Linked DNA regions of Mus musculus: region 1 is linked to region 2. Evidence: chromatin loops called from intact Hi-C (ENCODE). Cell type or tissue: gastrocnemius. All regions are shown on one strand. Each heading gives the region's core, and the rest is flanking DNA. Links, peaks and the distances in the headings are about the cores only.

Region 1 (9,746 bases), core at 2,924-5,423, 190 kb after region 2:
CATGGTGGCTCACAACCATCTGTAATGGGATCTGATGCCCTCTTCTGGCCTCCCCCAACTACCCCTGACATTCCTCAGTCTGCTCCAGTTCCACCATCCCTTCCAGTTGCTCCAAAGCCTTCACTGAACTGAGTCTTTAGAAACTATCAGCAAAATCCTCCAGCCTCCTTGTTTCCTGGTTGTCCTGCGGTCGTCTGCTGCTGGTCTGCTGTGAGGAATGATTCTATCTCTCTAGAAACTCCCGGGTGTAACTGCAGATTGCCCATCTGTAATCAGCATTTGACAGGCTGAAATAGGAAGAATACATGTACAGCAAACATGGATGACAAGAGAAAATTTCGATCCAGGATGGGCTACAAAGATAAATTATCGGGGAAGTGGAGACACATATGTTTAATCCCAGCTCTTGGGAGGCAGAGGCAGGTGGATCTCTGAGTTCCAGAACAGCCAGGGTTACACAGAGAAATCCTGTCTCAAAAATAATAATAGCAATAATAATAATAATTTACAAATAGATGTTTTATATTTAATGTCATAGGACTTATATGTGAAAATATGTCATTTCTCAACTTTTATTTTTATTATTATTTTTTATTTTTATTTTTATTTTTTTGGTTTTTCGAGACAGGGTTTCTCTGTGTAGCCCTGGCTGTCCTGGAACTCACTTTGTAGACCAGGCTGGCCTCGAACTCAGAAATCTGCCTGCCTCTGCCTCCCAAGTGCTGGGATCAAAGGCATGTGCCACCACTGCCCTGCTGTTTCTTAACTTTTAGACCACCTGTTTCCTTTTTTCTTTGACAAAAGTTCTAAGTCACAAAAGTTCATTTCAACATCATTCTCTCTTTGTCTAGCTCTTTTCCTCCCTTAATTTGTATGATATCTATTAATACAAGTATCTTGTGAGGCCAGAATGCATATATCCTTTCCTTCTTTTCTAAATAAACTGGTTTACACAGTTATCTTCTTTCTCAGAGCAACAGTTCTCTCTGCCCACACTTGTAGCTGGTAACATCCGCTCTATATTTTTTTTTTTCCACTGAAGAAAGGACAGATAACCAGGCTAAAGCTACCTCATTAGCACAAGGATCAGCCTGCTCCCCAGTGCAGCCTCCCACTCTTCTCTCCCTGTTCCCATGAATAAAATGTTTTCTCTATGGCTACTAGTTACATCCTTTTGTCTTGTCCTTTGTTCAGGCAGTTGATCTACCTGATCTAAAATGAGCAAGTCTACATCTGTTCTGGAGCTGTTGTTCACCTAGATGACAAATAAGCAATGTCCAGCTTATCGAGTCTAAAGCTGGCTGTGACAATGAGTGCCTGCAATCCCAGCACTTGGGACTGGAGGTTGAAGGGTCAATTCAAAGTCATCCTGTGCTTCCTGGCAAGTTCAAGGGCTACATAAGACCCTGTCTCAAACCAACACTCTCAACCCCCACAAGACATCCTGTTCAGACCAAGGCTCTTAGCTGTCCCACACAATGCTCATCCAGTCCTTTCCACTTCGAGGAGGAGCTATCTTTCATTCACATCATGAGCCCAACAATGTAAGGTTCATATTGAAGACTTAAAAATAAAAAAAAAATAAAAATAAAAATAAAAATAAACCACATACTCAGGATCCACCCAGCCAATAGTTTTGGTTCTATCTTGCAACATTATCCCAGGTTGAAGAGATGGCTCCAGGGTTAAGAGCACTTACTGCTCTGGCAGAGGACTCAGTTTAGTTCTAAGCATCAACAGGGTGGCTACAATCACTTTAGCTCCAGTTCCAGGGAACCTGAAGTTCTCTTCTGCCCCCTTGGGCACCTGCATACAGATAGTGCATATAAACCTTTGTAGGCACATGCCTACAAATATACATAAATAATAAACTGTTGTTTAAAAAGATGTCCCGAGCCAGGCATGGTGGCGCATGCCTTTAATCCCAACACTCGGGAGGCAGAGGCACGCAGATTTCTGAGTTCGAGGCCAGCCTGGTCTACAGAGTGAGTTCCAGGACAGCCAGGACTACACAGAGAAACCCTGTCTCAGGAAAACAAAACAAAACAAAACAACAACAACAACAATAAAAGAATTATTTAAATGAGTACAGTGTTGCTCTCTTCAGACACACTAGAAGAGGGCATCAGATTCTGTTACAGATACTTGTAAGCCACCATATGGTTGATGGGAATTGAACTCAGGACCTCTGGAAGAGCAGTTGGTGCTCTTAATCACTGAGCCATCTCCTCAGCCTGACTTTATTTAATCTTAATTCTCTCTCTAGAGATCCTCTTTCCAAATATGGTCACATACTGTTGGGATGGAGCAGTGATTTTGGGTAAATGTATTGCCTAATAGGGCAAGGGCAGAACCAGGAATATGTCTGAAAGCACAATAGTCATTATTAGATAATAATTAGTACCTAGCACAAGATGAGTTAGCATAGAATGGATGGGCATGTGCCAACAAAGGTTTATATGCACTATCTGTATGCAGGTGCTGGGCTTAAAGGCATGCACCACCAGTGTGTGGCTAATAATTCTTTAAAAACAAAAAAAGATTAAATAAAATCAAAAGGATGGAGGTAAAATCGACACAACCAATGTCATTATAAGGAGAAAAGATAAAGACATGGAACAGCAGAGAAGACAGCCATCTGCACACCAGGAAGTGGCTTCAGATCCTCTGGAACTGGAGTTACAAGGTTGTTGACAACCTTGCAGGTTCTGGGAATTGAACCCAGGTCCTCTGGAAGAGCAGCTAGTGCTCTTAACCACTGAGACACCTACCCAGCCCCAGTCCCCAGTACTTTTTGTTACCTGGTACTATTTTGTCTCACACACACACACACACACACACACACACACACACACACACACACACACACACACCGCTGGAGCTGAGGAACAAACCCCACAGCCTTGTGCTTTCTAGGCAAGCACTCTACCACTGAACTAAATCACCAAACCCTGGCCTGTCTTTTTTAAAAGACAAAGAAATAAGCTGAGTTGTGTTAGCACACACTTTTAAAAATCCCAGCACTTAGCCAGGCAGTGGTGGTGCATGCTTTAATCCTAGCACTTGGGAGGCAGAGGCAGAGGCAGGTGGATTTCCGAGTTCGAGGCCAACCTGGTTTACATAGTTCCAGGATAACCAGGGCCACAGAGAGAAACCCTGTCTTGAAAAACTAAAAAAAAAGAAAAGAAAAGAAAAGAAAAAAGAAAACTGTCACACAAAGATCTCTTCCAGGTTTTTCACAATATCAGCAATAGATTAGCCAAGATGTTCTTCTTTGATGTTGGGGCAATACTCAGAAGAGAACAAGAAGACCTAAGTAAGCCTTTTGTTTTGTTTTGTTTTGAGACAGGGTTTCTTTATATAGCTCTGGATATCCTGGAACTTGCTTTGCTTTTTTGTTGTTGTTTGTGGTGCTTTAGAGAAACGTTCTTTTTTATTTTTATTTTCTTTTTTTCTTTCTTTCTTTTTTCTTTCTTTTTTTTGGTTTTTTTGAGACAGGGTTTCTCTGTATAGCCCTGGCTGTCCTGGAACTCACTTTGTAGACCAGGCTGGCCTCGAACTCAGAAATCTGCCTGCCTCTGCCTCCCGAGTGCTGGGATTAAAGGCGTGTGCCACCACGCCCGTCTAGAGAAACATTCTTGTTTAATGGTAAAGCTCAGTAGACTCCAGCACCAGGACTGGCATGGAGTCAAAGCAGCAGGGACAGCTGGGTGACCCCATGGAGCCTCACATGGCGAACAGGATGAGGAAGGCGACCATCAAACAGAAGAGTCCCATGGCCTCAGATAGGGCAAAACCCAATATGGCATAGGAGAAGAGCTGCTGCTTGAGAGGTGGGTTCCTGGCATAGCCAATAATCAAGCTACCAAACACTGCCAGTGCCAGCCCCTTATTCAGCCACACCAACTCTGGCAGGCCCAGCACCAATAAACTTGGCTGCTGTGTAGATGTCCCGGGGTGGGGGTAACACTGGTCTGGAATTCCTGTCTGGCCACCTGGAGAGGGAACTGCTGCAGGCAGGCTGTTTAGATGGGGCCTCTGGTGCACTCAGGAGGGAGGCAGACACAGACCTGATTGGTACAGGAGCTGATCAGAACTGGAGAAATGACCAGTGCCTTGGTGGTCTGCATTTTTCAGTCTGGGAAAATCTTGGTCCTGTTATTTGTTGTTTTGAGACAGGGTTTCTCTATGTAGCTGTGGATTTCCTGGAACTTGCTTTCTAGACCAGGCTGGCCTCGAACTCACAGTGATCCACCTGCCTCTGCCTCAAATGCTGGGATGAAAGGCTTGCACCACTGCACGCGTGACTTTTCCTTTTCTTATACAGACATGAGGGTCCTACCTCTCTAAGCACTTCTTAGAGAACTCTGAGAAGCTGACTCAAGCATTGTGGTACTTCTTGTACTGCTCCCAGAAAGAAAGGATTGCATTGGTGCATGTATTCAGTTGATTTTCCTGTCCAACTGTCAACAGGCTCTTGTCTTTATAGAGGTCAATGAACTGTAATTCCTGGTAAAACTGACTTCAAGTTTTCCTCTCACCTCCCTATTCTTTTCTTTTTCCTTCCTTTCTTCCTTCCTTTCTTTCTTTCTTTCTTTCTCCCTTTCTTTCTCCCTTTCCCTTTCTCTCTTTCTCCCTTTCTTTCTTTCTCTTTCTCTCTTTCTCTTTCTTTCTTTTCTCCCTTTCTCCCTTTCCCTTTCTCTCTTTCTTTCTTTCTTTCTCCCTTTCTTTCTTTCTCTTTCTCCCTTTCTTTCTCTTTCTCTCTTTCTCTCTCTTTCTTTCTCTTTCTTTCTTTTCTCCCTTTCTCCCTTTCTCCCTTTCCCTTTCTCTCTTTCTCTCTCTTTCTCTCTCTTTCTTTCTTTCTTTCTTTCTTTCTTTCTTTCTTTCTTTCTTTCTTTCTTTCTTTCTTTCTTTCTTTCTTTCCACTGTAGCTGTCTTCAGACAGACCTGAAGAGGGCATCAGATCTCATTACAGATGGTTGTGAGCTACCATGTAGTTGCTGGGAATTGAACTCAGACCTCTGGAAAAGCAGTCAGTGCTCTTACCCGTTGAGCCATCTCTCCAGCCTCTGACCCTATTCTTGCAGGAAAACCAAATTCAGTTTCCAGCATCCACAACCAGAAGCTCACAACTACCTGTACCTCCAGCTCCAGACAGACAGACAGACAGTCTGGCTGGCTGGCAGATTGGGGTCTAGAGAACAGTGATTAGGTGAGACTAGCCAACCTTTTGTTCAAGGAACATCAGAAGTGGGTTTTATTTCATTTGCTTGGTTTTTTGTTGTTGTTTGTTCCTTTCTTTTTTTGTTTTTTTGAGACAGGGTTTCTCTGTGTAGCCCTGGCTGACCTGGAACTCACTCTGTAGACTAGGCTAGTCTCAAACTCAGAAATCTGGCTGCCTCTGCTGGGCTTAAAGGCGTGCACTACCACTGCCTGGACCTGCTGTGATCCTTAATGAAGCAGTTCTCTGAGATGGTTCTTGCTTGTTCACATTGGTTTATTTGATGGTAGATATAAATGCATACACGTTATTTGGAGTGAACCAGGGATTATATATCTTTTGTGGTGGAATACCCAGGAAAGGAAGCTCACTGGCTGAAGGCTTGCTCGATACCTCATGAGCATGGAGAACTCTAGGTGCTACTTTATGTGACTGACTGTGGTCCTCTCAGTGGTGTCATGGTTTACATGTCCCAGAGCAGGTACAGTGGCAGATAGGGAGTGGCTCCACTCCTACTGGTCTCAGATCTTTGAGATTGAGCTCACAAAACCTTGTCAGTACTATGTTTGTCTGGTAACACAATCCCACATGCCTTAAATACATATTTCCAAGACAGCCAAGGCTACAGAGAAACCCTGTCTCAAAAACAAACAAACAAACAAACAAACAAACATTTGTGGTTTGTTTTTTGTGGGGGTGGATAGAGTGGTTGAGGGCATTTGCTAACCTTGTAGAGAACTTAGGCTCTATTTACATGACCCATACATACTGGGCATCTCCAGACACTCCACTTCCAGGTTGATGACATCTTCTGGCCTCCAAGGGCATCTGCAAGCATGTGGAACACATACTTTAAAAAATGTTTTTAGGGGGCTGTAGAGATGTCTCAGCAGTTAAGAGGACTGACTGCTCTTCCAAGGGTCCTGAGTCCAAATCCCAGCAACCACATGGTGGCTCACAACCATCTGTAATGAAATCTGATGTCCAATTCTGATGTGTCTGAAAACAGCTACCGTGTACTTACATATAATTAATAAATGTTAAAAAAAATAAATGTTTTTAAAGGAGTAGCATGGGCTGGAGAGGTGGCTCAGCGGTTAAAAAACACTGACTACTCTTCCGGAGGTCGTGAGTTCAATTCCCAGCAAGTACATGGTGGCTCACAACCATCTGTAATGGGATCTGATGCCCTCTTCTGGTGTCTGAGTACAGCTACAGTGTACTCACATACATTAAATAAATAAGATCTTTAAAAAAATAAAATAAAGGTGTAGCAGTATAGCAGCACAAGCCTTTAATTCCAATATTCCTATGAAGAAGAGGCAGGGAGCTCTTTGTGAGATTGAGGCCAGTCTGATCTTCGTATTAAGTTCTAGACCAGTCAGGGCTACACAGTGAGGCCTCATATTAAAAAAAAAAAAAAAAGTTTTATAATTAAATACATGGTGTCAATATTTTTTCCCTCCCATATTGCAAATTCCAGGAGTAGGGTATGGTTTGTGTATGTGTGTGTGTGTGTGTAGGGGGGAAGCAGGGAGAAACAAAATTAATAAATCTCATTTTCACCAAAGAATATCAGCAATAAAAGGACTTGGACCCAATTTTTATTTCCAGTTGAAAGTGGTATACACAATACTGATTCCCAGGAGACAGAACACCACAATTGGATCAGATTTTCTACCACCTTTGTCTGAATGCCAGTCAGAAACCGAGTATATCAAGCTATATACTTTTTCTTTTTTCGAGACAGGGTTTCTCTGTGTAGCCCTGGCTGTCCTGGAACTCACTCTGTAGACCAGGCTGGGCTCGAACTCAGAAATCCACCTGCCTCTGCCTCTTGAGTGCTGGGATTAAAGGCGTGCGCCACAAGGCCCGGCAAGCTATATACTTTTGTATTCAAGTCACAGAGCAACCCTGTCCTGAGAAGAATTTCAACAATAAGTATGTGGATAGTGGAGAGGATCACTCCAACAGCAGAATGATGCTATTTCCACACCGATGTTCTCAGCACACCACCAAATCAAGACAGCAAGGAGAACCTTTAAGACCCTTAGAATCTGGGCTTGGTTCCTAGCACTCAAACAGTAGCTAACAAACATCTATAACTTCAGTTCCAGGTGTACCTCCCTCTTCTAGCCTCTGCAGGCACCAGGTACACACATGGTACATTTAACATACATACAGGCAAAACACTCCTACACATAAAACTTTAAAGTGTTATATTTTCTAAAGTAGCCTTGTAGACCTCTGAGTGTAGTGATATTTTGAAGCCATCACAAAGCTGTATTTACATTAAAATCAGCCAGTTTCTCTCTTTATGAGAATAGCACATTATAGCTCAGGCTGGCCTAGAACTCATTATGTATCCCAGGCTTAGCCGTGAATTATGAACAATCCTCCCCGCCCCCATCCCCCACCTCGTTACCTTCCCTAGTGCTGAGATTACAGTTGACAGCCACCATGACTCACTTAGATCCAAGCCCAAATGATTAAAAGCAACTTTCTTTTGGAGACAGGGATTCATAAACCCAAGGGTGGCTTCACACTTGCTGTTTGTGTCTACCACTAGAGTGCTATGGTGATAGGCCTGCTGCCACATGGCCAATGCAGATCAAACCCAGTTTATTGTGTGCTAGGCAAGCATTCTACTAACCAAACTACATCCTCTGCCTGGAAAGGTATAATTTACCTACAATGGTTTTAGTGGGTATTTTAGAAAATACTGTCACAGAGCAACATGACTGAGCCTCAATTGTTCTCCATGCAGAAGGAAGCATCTTCTTAGGCCATTGTTAATGACACTGTTTTGCAAGAAAAGCCCTAAAGAGGAAAACAAAGCTCACGTATCCCTAAGAATTTAACAGATGATAAAATTAACATCAGAAATCAGAAACAAAAACAAACAAACAAACAAACCCAAAAAACTATCAAATGCATGATCAGGACCATAGATGGCCATCAGAAAATTTGCTTCTTCTTTAGGAAAACGTCAAATGACCAATGAAGCTGGTATAGCTCGAGTGCTTGGAGGCCCAGGGAGCTGTAGTAGTGGTCATGGCCGTGGTGCTCTTAGAGGTAGGACAGGAACAAGCTGGACTACCTGGTCAAGGACATGAAGACCAAGTCCCTGGAAGAGACCTGCCTGTTTGTTCTCCCTGCCCATTAGGAAGTCTGAAGTTGACTTTTTACTTAAGGATGAGGCTCTAAAGACCATGCCAGTGCAGAGAGCAGACGAGGGCTGAGCATCGGTCCAGGTAAAGGCTTTTGGGGACTACAATGGTCACATTGGTCTTGGTGTTAGGTGCTCTAAGGAGGTAGCCACTGCCATCCAAAAGGCCACCATCATCTCGGCCAAGCTTTCCACTCTCCCAGTGTGGAGAGGCTACTGGAGAAACAAGACTGACAAGCGCCACAGTTCTATGCAAGGTAACAGGTGACTGTGCCTCTGTGTTGGTACATCTCTTCCCTGTCTCCACGGACACTTGTATTGTGCCTGCTCCTGTGCCCAAGAAGCTATTGCTGGTGGCCAGCCAGTACTGATTACTGTTACCATCAGTCAGGGGTTGCCCTGCCACCCTTGGCAATTGTGTTGAGGCCACCCTAACACCTACAGCTACTTGGCCCCTAGCCTCTGGAAAGAGACTGTCATCACTAAGTCTCCTTTTCAGGAATTCAGTGACAAACTTGTGAAAACCCACAAGAGAATCTTCATCCAGAAGACCCAAGCTCCAGTTGTAGCTACCACAAGTTTTTTCTTTGTTTTTTGAGATATGTAGCCCCAGTTGTCCTGAAACTTGCTCTGCACACCAGGCTGGCTTTGAATTCAGAGATCCACCTGCCCCTGCCTCCTGAGTGCCATCATTCTCAGTTTCATATAAGTAAGGGCTTTTACACAAGAAAACAAAAATAAATCAAGTCTGAAGAAATTTTTTTTTAGATTCATACTTTCTCAAATTTCACACATAGAGTATACTTTCACAAGAAAAATTAACAACACTGAAAAGTTAACTATATATACATACATATATATATGTATACACACATATACATACCACATTTTAATTCTTATATTTATACTAATAACTATATATTCTTTATAATTCTCATAACAAAACTAAAACATTTACACATTAAGTTGGAAACAGAAATATAAAATCAATAAAACACAAATTACTTCTATTTACCACAACAAATAACTGTTTTGCACAAAAAATGTTTTAAAGAAATAAAACTCAATTTGGTTTAATAACAAACAGCTGTTGCTTCTTAAGCTGTTTGAATGCACTTTCTTCTTTTTTTCCTTCTTTTTGGTTTTTCAAGACAGGGTTTGTGTATACCTTGGCTCTCCTGGAACTTGCTCTGCAGACCAGGCTGGCCTAGAGCTCACAGATATCCAACTCTCTGTGTCTGAGTGCTGAGATTAAAGGTGCACACCGCCACCATGTGGCCTGAATGCATTTTCTTTAGCTTGTTACATATGCATCTTGCCACCTCTTGCTCTTAGGCCATTAAGTGCAAGTTCTCC
Region 2 (9,746 bases), core at 2,606-5,105:
GGTTAGAAAAGAAGTGTTGCAGAATAATCGAAGGTAAGCATGATGCAAGTCTCATGTAAAAATGCAGTGCTCTTGAGATCCTGTTGGCAAGTCAATCCGGACAGTTAGAGAATGTAATCGTCTGCATTCTAACAAGACATCTGCAGACGATAACTAAGAGAGTCACTTTCTGTGTTTACATAGTCTTGAGGAACTGAGGAGATGTCGCAGTGAGTCAAAGCACTTGCTACTGATCCCAACAACCTGAGCTCCGTCCTCAGGATCCCCAGGGTGGAGACAGAGAGCCAACTCCCAGAAGTTGTTCTCTAATCTTCACAGGAGTGCCATGACACCTGTGGGCACATACACACATTTCTGTGTGTACATGCACGTACACACATTCACACACATACCACACACATCACACACACACACACACACATCACACACATCACACACACACATCTCACACATTCCACACACCACACACACACACACACACACACACACATATACATCCTACACATTCCACACCACACACACACATCCCACACACCACACACACACATCTCACACATTCCACACACCACACACACACACACACACATCCTACACATTCCACACCACACACACACATCCCACACACCACACACACACACACACACCAAATCAACAAATGCAATTTTAAAAGTCTCAGAGATAGAACTCAGATTGCCACAGTCAGTGCCTGCCAGCCCTGTGCTGGACATTTTTGACTAGGACTTGACACAACCTGTCACCTGTGAGTATCTGTAGGGGACTGTCTTGATTGCTAACTGAGCTAGGAAGACTGGGTAGCACTACTCCCTGGTTTGGGGTCCTGAATAGTGTAAGAGAGGAAGAGTCTAGCTGAGAGAAAGAGTAAACAAGTAAGGGTCTGTGCTTTCGTTCTCTCTCCTGGCTCTTGGTTGTGGGTGTGGTATGACTCACTGCTCTGAGTTCTGCCTGTACTTCTCATCAGTAATAGACTGTAGTCGGAATTGTAAACCAAACAAACCCTCTCCTCCCTAAGGTGCTCTTGGTCAGGGTACTTACAATGGCAACAGAAGTGACACCAAGACAGAAGCCGCTAAATATGAGTTGCATTTGCATCCACAGCCTGTGGTTTGTAGTTTTTCTTAGCTAAGACTATCTGGTTTGGTTTGGAGACAGGGTCTCATTCTTCAGCCCAGAATGGCCTTGACCTTACTTAGAGAGATCCTCCTGTCTCAACCTCCAGGGGGCTGGGAATATGGGCATGAACACCATGTCCAGCTAAGACAAATGTACTTTGTGAAGGTTTAGAAACCACGTAAAACTACAAAGACAGATATGTCTGCCACCCTCACTGTCACTGCCACAGATAACACAACCACTTAGAGCCCTACCGTGGAGCCTATTTTGTTCACGATTCACCTCGTATATGCTGGTAGATCAGCTCTCTGGATTAAATGCCCTGATCGTTAATCACCTATTTTTCAGGTGAGTGAGTTGAGATAGGGTCTTCCTAGATAGCACAGGCTAGCCTAGAACTTACTATGTAGACCATGCTGGCTTTGAACTTGTGCAATCCTCCTGCCTGTTTCCTAACTGCTAGGACAAGTGTGCACCACCATGAACAGCCTTGATGGACATTCTTAATTTCTGTATATATATCCTATCCATGATCAATGTCAGGTTACAGTAGGATGCTTCCGACTATGGTGTCCCTCAACAGTGTCCCAATGTCCCATGCCTCCCAGTGAGCAGCATTTCTCTGTGGTCTCTGCTTCTGTTCCTACCTCCAGGTTTCATGCCTGCTTGAATTTTGCTTCCCTTCCTTCATCATCATGGACTGTAACCTATAACCAAACACACACACAACCCTTTCCTCTTGCTTTTGGTCATGGCAGCAACAGAAAGTGTGTGTGTGTGTGTGTGTGTGTGTGTGAGAGAGAGAGAGAGAGAGAGAGAGAGAGTGAGAGTGAAAATGCATACATTTGCCCAGTGTGCATGTAAGGATCAGAGAATGGTTTGGGGGGGGATTGTTCTTCTCCCTTTTATCACATGGCCCCCAAGACTTAGTGGCAGACTTAGCAGCAAGCACCTTTAACTACTGAACCACAGACAGCTGAGTTTTCTTGAGATTTCTCCTATTGATGATTTTTATTTTTCTTCTAATTGTGTGACCTCAATGTTTTTCTCCTAATTCTTCCAGTGAACAACCAGTAGATATCTTGCAGATATTTAGAGTTGGCAGAGTGAATGAAGCTACGGAGTTTTTAAGCAAACTGGGCAACGTGCGACTCTTATTTCATGGATCTCCTGTGCGGAACATTCTTGGAATCTTGTCCCGGTAAGAGCCACAGTCTTTACTTTTTAGTTTTCAGACTCACGAATGTGAAATGTTCCCCTTTCTCGTGTACTTTTGTCTTTGATCCTAAACAATACCATAATAAATGAACAAACCACATGGGCTTTTCAGTTAAAAGCATCAAATCTAGTCATATGTAAGTGATTTAATGGTATCTAATACAGTATGAATGCTATGGAAACTGTTGACGCGAAGTGTTGTGTAGAAACTAATGACAAGGGCTGGATAGGGGGCTCAGTGCTTAAGAGCTTGAGTTCAATATCCAGCAGCCACACTGTGGCTCACAACCATCTATAATGGGATCTGATGCCTTCTTCTGTCATGCAGATATACAGGGAGTTAGAGTGTTCATATGCATAATTAAATAAATCTTAAAAAAAAAAAAACAATGACAAGAAAATCTGTACCTATTCAGTAGAGATGGGTTTTTTTTTCCTGAGTATTTTGAATCCATGGTTGGTTGACTATAGGTATGGAGGGCCAGTTGAACTCTGACCTGAAGTTTGTAAAGACAGTGGATTTCCTGTTGGTCCCTGAGTTTGAAGGCTGTGTGGCAGAGTCCTTTCCTTCAGGAAATCACAATCCCCCCTTCTCTTTCAGAGGGCTGCTCTTACCTAAGGTAGCTGAAGACCGCGGTGTACAGAGAACAGATGTTGGAAATCTCGGGAGCGGGATCTACTTCAGCGACTCACTCAGGTTAGTGTCTTCTGTCCCAACCCCCATCGCAGAGGGCTCCTTGCAAACTTCCCTCTCTTTCTTTAGTGAGGAGCTCTTTCGCCCACTGAAGCATCACTGAAAGCAGCCATTGCCACTGCATACTGTAAAAGCATGGCTTCTGTAGTGAACATTTGGGACAATTATGTTTGAAGTCTTGAGTGTTTTTCTTTTGCTCAGAGCCTTTGTTTTTTGTATTACTTTTATCTATTTATTTAGTGTGTGGGGAGACGTGGGCATGCCACAGTGCATTCATGGAGGTCAGATGACAACACGATGGGGTCAGGTCTGTCCTTCTACCCAGTGGAGCCCACGGATCAAACTCAGGTCGTCAGGCTTGGTAGCAGGACCTTTACTCACTGGGCCATCTTGCCAACCTGCCTCAGCTTTTACATGTTTTCTAGCTGCATCTTTTCCAGTGCCCCTTACCACCTCTACTCTCAGACCCCACCCCACAGGGAAATCTCATAGCACAGATGGGGACCTTAAGGCCACCAGGGGGCGCTAGCCTCAGAACATGCAACTAACGTGGGTCACATGGGGAGCAGGCCTTTGCTGTTTTGTTCTTTCTCCCGGACAGCAGTGTTCTTTGCTTTCCTGTTGCTGCTAAAGCACCACAGCCAAGGTAGCTGATAGAAGGAGGAGTTTGTGTGTTTGGGGCTTGTGGTTCCAGGGAGTTAGAGTACCAGATGGTGGAGCAGAGGCGTGACTTCCAGAGCACTAAGCCGAGGGCTCACATCTTGAACTACAAGCACAGAATAGAGCGGACTAGAAATGGCCTGAGGTTTGAAACTTCAAAACCAGCCCCTAGCACACAGCTCCTCCAACAAGGCCACTCCCTCCTGAGCCTCCACAAACAGTGCTGCTGACTGGGCCAAGTGTTCAAATGCCCGAGACTGTGGAGGAAACATCTCATTCAGAGGCCGCGTCAGCAGTGCCTGCTGTTGCTGATGCTGTCTCTCTGTCTCTTAGGCTTTGTTTTCCTGTTAAGTTTTCTTGAGATGGGATCTCACTGTGTAGCTCTGGCTGGCCTAGGACTTGCCTTGTAGACCAGGCTGGCCTCAGACTCACAGAAATCTGCCTACCTCTGCTTCCCTGATGCTGGGATTAAAGGTATGCATCACCACACCCATTTCCTTGTTTTTTTGCTTTTTGTTTTTTTAATTAATAGTGCAGGGGCCACCATGATGGCTCAGCCAGTAAAGGCCTTACGGCTAATGCCTGGCAACCAGAGTTTAATTCCTAGAATTCAAATAGAGGAGCAAGTTAAGAAGTGACTCTAAAATTGTCCTCTGACCTCCATAGTCATGCCATGGCACAAGTATCCACCTACAATACACACACACACAAACGCACACACATGCACGCATGCTTGTACCATGCACATACACGTTAAATACAAAGTAAACATCTTTAGATGGTACCATGTTTTTCTAGGTACTGTTTTAATTTTACCAAAACCAAAGTCCTCGGTGGCTTTTGGTTGCCCATTCCTAATCTTTGACCTGGTTGACTCTCCATGTGACTTGGGAGAGGCTATGAAGATAGGCCGTCTCTCTTTCCTTTGGCCAGCACTTACTTGTTTAGCATTTAATCATCTTCATGAGCTTCAGTGCACTCAAATCAGTACAGCTTTCTTTTTTTTAATATTTTTTATTACATATTTTCCTCAATTACATTTCCAATGCTATCCCAAAAGTCCCCCATACCCTCCCCCCCACTTCCCTACCCACCCATTCCCATTTTTTTTGGCCCTGGTGTTCCCCTGTACTGGGGCATATACAGTTTGCAAGTCCAATGGGCCTCTCTTTCCAGTGATGGCCGACTAGGCCATCTTTTGATACATATGCAGCTAGAGTCAAGAGCTCCGGGGTACTGGTTAGTTCATAATGTTGTTCCACCTATAGGGTTGCAGATCCCTTTAGCTCCTTGGGTACTTTCTCTAGCTCCTCCATTGGGAGCCCTGTGATCCATCCAATAGCTGACTGTGAGCATCCACTTCTGTGTTTGCTAGGCCCCGACATAGTCTCACAAGAGACAGCTACATCTGGGTCCTTTCAACAAAATCTTGCTAGTGTATGCAATGGTGTCAGGGTTTGGAAGCTGATTATGGGGTGGATCCCTGGATATGGCAGTCTCTAAATGGTCCATCCTTTCATCTCAGCTCCAAACTTTGTCTCTGTAACTCCTTCCATGGGTGTTTTGTTCCCAATTCTAAGGAGGGGCATAGTGTCCACACTTCAGTCTTCATTCTTCTTGAGTTTCATGTGTTTAGCAAATTAGTACAGCTTTCTTAACAAAATGGTTTTTCTTTAAGTGAGGGGAAGGATTCTAGGAGCCAGAGGGGTCGAGAACCCCAGAAGAACACGGCCCACAGAACTAAGCAGGCTCATAGGGGCTCACAGAGACTAAAGCAGCAATCATGGAGCCTGCCCCTGTCTGTGCCAGGTCCTCGGCATACATGCTGTGGCTGTTTAGCTTGGGGTGTTGATGGGACTCGTAACAGTGGGGATGGGGCTCTCTGTTGCCTGCCCCTGGGACCTTTTTCCTCCTACTGAGTGGCCTCCCCTCCTTCAGCCCTGGTAGGAGGGAATGTGCCTGGTCTTGTTGTAACTTCTTATGCCATGTTCTGCTGATATCCCAGGGAGGCCTGCTCTTTTTTAGAAGGGAGACAGGAAGAGTGATCTGGGGAAGAAGGAAGGTTGGGGCAGAGACTGTGAGGAGAGGAGGAGGGAGGGAAACCTGGGGTTGGGATATAATCTATTCAAGCAAAAACTGCCTGCAGCTTTGATTTTCCACAAGCTCACACATTTCTGATCTGCTTTTTAAAGTGGGATTGTAAAACACAAGAGCTATTTTTATGCAAAAAAATGTTTCCTTTTTACTGATTACTCTGGCATTTCTTTCAGCACAATATAGATATTATTAGTAGCTGACAGAGAACAAAGTACTTTGAGTGCTACTTGCCATAAAGAAGAGCACTATATACACCTTTGCCTAATTGTTTGTTTTTATTCTTTTTGAGAGAGGGTCTCACTATCTAGCCCAGGCCCCGCTGGGAACTCATTATGTATCCTAAGCTAGCCTTGAACTTGCTGTGATCCTCCTACTTCAGCCTTCTATGAGCTAGAGTAACAGGTGTGTGCCCGTAACTGAACTTTTTAAAGAAATAAGTACATAATGAACAACTCCTTCTCCTTGTCTCTTCCCTCTTTCATCCCCTCCTTCCCATTCTCTCTTCTTCAATAGGGTTTTACTGTGTAGCTGAGGCTGCCCTTGAACTCATGATCCTTCTACCTCACTTTCCCAAGTACTGGGTTATAGGTGCTCACCTACCCAACTTCTCACCATGAAGTTCTAACTTGTATCTTTGAAGTTACTGCAATGGTGGTAAACTCTGGAGTGACCTCCCAGAAAGTCTCGACAATGCAGGCTGATCATCCCTTGTCTGAAGTACCAGAATTTTTTTTTCAGATTTGGAATTATGTTTATACATAAAGAGAGACCTTTGGGACCACACGAATCCCAATGTGAAATTCATTTATGTTTCGTCGACACCTGATAAATGTAGCTTGGTGGTGATGTTACACGGTATGTTTAGTGTGTGTACCTTGGACTGCTACCATCACAAGGTTAGGGGTAGAATTTTTCCGTCTGTGCTGTCACACCGATTAATGCTCAAAGTTTTCAGTTTGTGCCATTTCAGATTTTGATTCACAGTTTTGGGTTAGAGATGCCCAAGCTGTCTCTTATTTATACAATGAAGCGAGGCTGGCCGGGAGCCATTATGACTTGTGTTTATTTGCTTCCTCATGCAGTACAAGCATTAAGTATGCACACGCAGGAGAGACAGATGGGTCCAGACTCCTGGTCGTCTGTGACGTTGCCCTGGGAAAGTGTGTGAACTTATTCAAGAAGGACTTTTCTTTAACTGAGGCGCCACCAGGCTATGACAGTGTGCATGGAGTTTCGGAAACCACCTCTGTCCCCACAGACTTTCAGGTATTTTATTTGGGGACACACACAGACCCAGGGTTATGGGTCAGTGGTCAAGCCCTCACCTAGCACTTTTTTAAAATAAAAAATCAAACAGTAAACAAACAAGAAAGGAGCCAAAACAGGCAAAATGGGCCCAAGTGTGCAAAGGCCAGCCTCAGAGGCTTGCGTCCATTTCATTAATTATGTGTTCATGGGAGGCATGCCACCATCTTTGCTAATTAGCACATACAAGAGTCTGCTTCTCTGGGAGGTTTTGGCCTATCTTCTCTTCACTTATTCTCTCCTGTCAATTCCCATTTGCTCTAGGACGATGAATTTGTTGTATATAAAACCAACCAAGTTAAAATGAAATACATTGTTAAATTTTGCACTCCTGGAGATCAAATAAAGGAATTCCATCCTCATGAAAATACCGAAGTAGAGGAGCAAAGGGCTGAGCCCTCCAGTGTTCCAGAGGCTGGAGGTAAGGTGGCTTCTTTTCTTTTCTTTTCTCTTCTTTTCTTTTCTTTTCTTTCTTTCTTTCTTTCTTTCTTTCTTTCTTTCTTTTTCTTTCTCTTTCTTTCTTTCTTTCTTTCCTTCCTTCCTTCCTTCCTTCCTTCCTTTTTCTTTTTTTTTCTGGATTCTTGAGACAAGGTTTCTCTGTGTAGCCCCAGCTGTTCCTGAAACAGACTATGTAGACCCAGCTGGCCTTGAACTCAGAGATCTGTCTGACTCTGCTTCCCAAGTCCTGGGATTAAAGGTATGCACCACTGACCAGCAAAACAAATTTCTCGAGTGCTGCTTTATGAGATAAAAACTGAATCTTTTTCAAAAGCATTTAAATTCATGTTTGTTAGTAGCATCTATAACCTTCTATTTCATATTTCTTTTATCTTGAACATATGAAAACCAAAAAGCTTAAGAAAGCTAAGTGACATCCAAATCCAGTGTTTTGTCACCAGCTGTGACAAAGGTGACAAAGGTGACTGGTTCTTTAGGATGCCTGAATAATGCAATTCATTCTCTATTCTTTGTTCCTATAGCAAAATACTAGGAATGTTATAAAGAAAAAAATATTTGTAATATTTACTTGTTTATGTGTGTGTTTGCATGTGTGTGGAGGTCAGAAAACAACTTGCAAGAGTTTTTTTCTTTTCACCTGTGGCCCTAGGGATTCGAACACAGGCCTTTAAACTTGGTGGCAAGAGCTTTAACCAACTGAGCCATCCTGATAGCCTGAGAAAATGTCTGTAAAGTATTTGTTGGCCTATGATCCAAGCTCTTAGGAGGCCAAGGCAGAAGGATCTAGAGTTCCAGACTATCTCAAAACAAACCAAAACAGAAAAAAGGGCTTGCCTAGCTTACTATTTCAGAGTTTCAGAGCCTGATGCTGCCTTCAGTTTGGCTCTGATATGGACCTAAGGTAGATGGTATCACAACAGAACCTTGGGCAAGAAGGAGAGATCACATCATGAGATAGTCAGCCAGAGTACAAGCAAACTCCCACAGGTCCTTATTCATAACTGTCCTCGGGTCAGGCTCCACCAGTCAGCAGACTGAAACAGATGCAGAGACCCAGAGCCAAACATTGGATGGAGCTTGGGAACTCTCATAAACTGAGGACCCTGAAGGAGATAGGAACTCTACTAAAAAACAGAGTCAGCTAACCTGTACCCTTGGGGCTCTCAGAGACTGAACCACCAACCAAAGAGCATACATATGCTGGAACTAGTGCCCCCCACCCCCACACATATATAGCAGATATGCAGCTTGGTCTTCATGTAGGTCATGGGTCCCGAACAACTGGAGTGGGGGCTGTCCCTAAAACTTTTACCTGTCTGTAGACTACGTTCCCCTAACTGGGCTGCCTTGTCTGTCCTCCGTGCAAGAGAATGTACCTAGCCCTGCAGAGACTTGATCTCCTAGGGTTTTGGGGAGGGGGATACCCAGGGGAGCCTCTACCCTCTCAGAGGAGAAAGGGAAGGGGGAATGGAGAAAGGGGCTGTGGGGGAGGGGCACTGGGGAGGAAAATAGTGACTGGGATGTAAAGTGAATAAATTAATTAATTAATGGGAGGGTTCCATCCACCCTTCAACATCATCGTCCTGGTGACTAAGCTTCCGACACATGGACCTTTGGGAGATGAACTATGACCCAGCCATGGCACCCATGGAACTAGGCCAGAGTTCAGTAGTACTGTAAAGGTGGGTGGAATAAGCACAAGACGCAGCTGTAGTCAAGAAGCTGTGTGTGACTAACTACTGCTCGGCAGGCTATGTCATCTTCGACACTGACCCCTCAGGCAGACATGAGGATGTGTCCTTGTTTTTAAGTGTTGCTCTAAGGACTGAGTGAGAAAAGAGAAAGGGTCTCACAAACTGTGATGCACACTAATGTCAAATAGCAGAAAACATAAGCTTCCTGGCAGACATGGCCCCAGCTCTTATCATATCACCTAATAAGACAATAATAACATATCAGAGAGCAGCCATGATGACACATGCTTATAATCCCAGCACTTAGGAGCCTAGGGAGGACACTTGTCATAAAGTTGAGCCTGCCAGGGCTACATAACAAGACCACCTAACGATATGCCTCCCCCAAAGCTAGCACTTGTATTGATGACTGGTTTTGGTTTTGTGTGTTGCTATCGTGATGCTAGGGACAGCTCCAGGGGTCCAGGTTCTTGTGCCTCCTGAACAAG

Evidence for each region. Peaks named below come from ENCODE experiments on the same cell type or tissue, not always from the same donor. Only the 100,000 strongest peaks of a DNase experiment are listed, where the experiment ranks them.
Region 1: it touches region 2 in a loop (2.5-fold over the local background); 12 of 42 quality-filtered maps call a loop at or near these places.

Annotation. Positions count from the first base shown.
Region 1 is chr14:56,783,791-56,793,536 of GRCm38, forward strand. It overlaps Zmym5 (zinc finger, MYM-type 5), which reads right to left. Exons shown (of 8, transcript NM_001253753.1): 8 at 6,795-9,746. It also overlaps the pseudogene Gm4479 and the pseudogene Gm4037. Among named protein-coding and RNA genes, the nearest start is that of Pspc1, 10 kb to the left of the region's middle. In gastrocnemius, for the core only: no CTCF peak of the experiment used is centred there; a DNase peak (open chromatin) is centred at 3,901.
Region 2 is chr14:56,595,382-56,605,127 of GRCm38, forward strand. It overlaps Parp4 (poly (ADP-ribose) polymerase family, member 4), which reads left to right. Exons shown (of 35, transcript NM_001145978.2): 10 at 1-33; 11 at 2,195-2,332; 12 at 2,951-3,046; 13 at 6,883-7,066; 14 at 7,370-7,526. Among named protein-coding and RNA genes, the nearest start is that of Gm16573, 20 kb to the right of the region's middle. In gastrocnemius, for the core only: a CTCF peak has its summit at 3,569 (motif pointing right); a DNase peak (open chromatin) is centred at 3,564.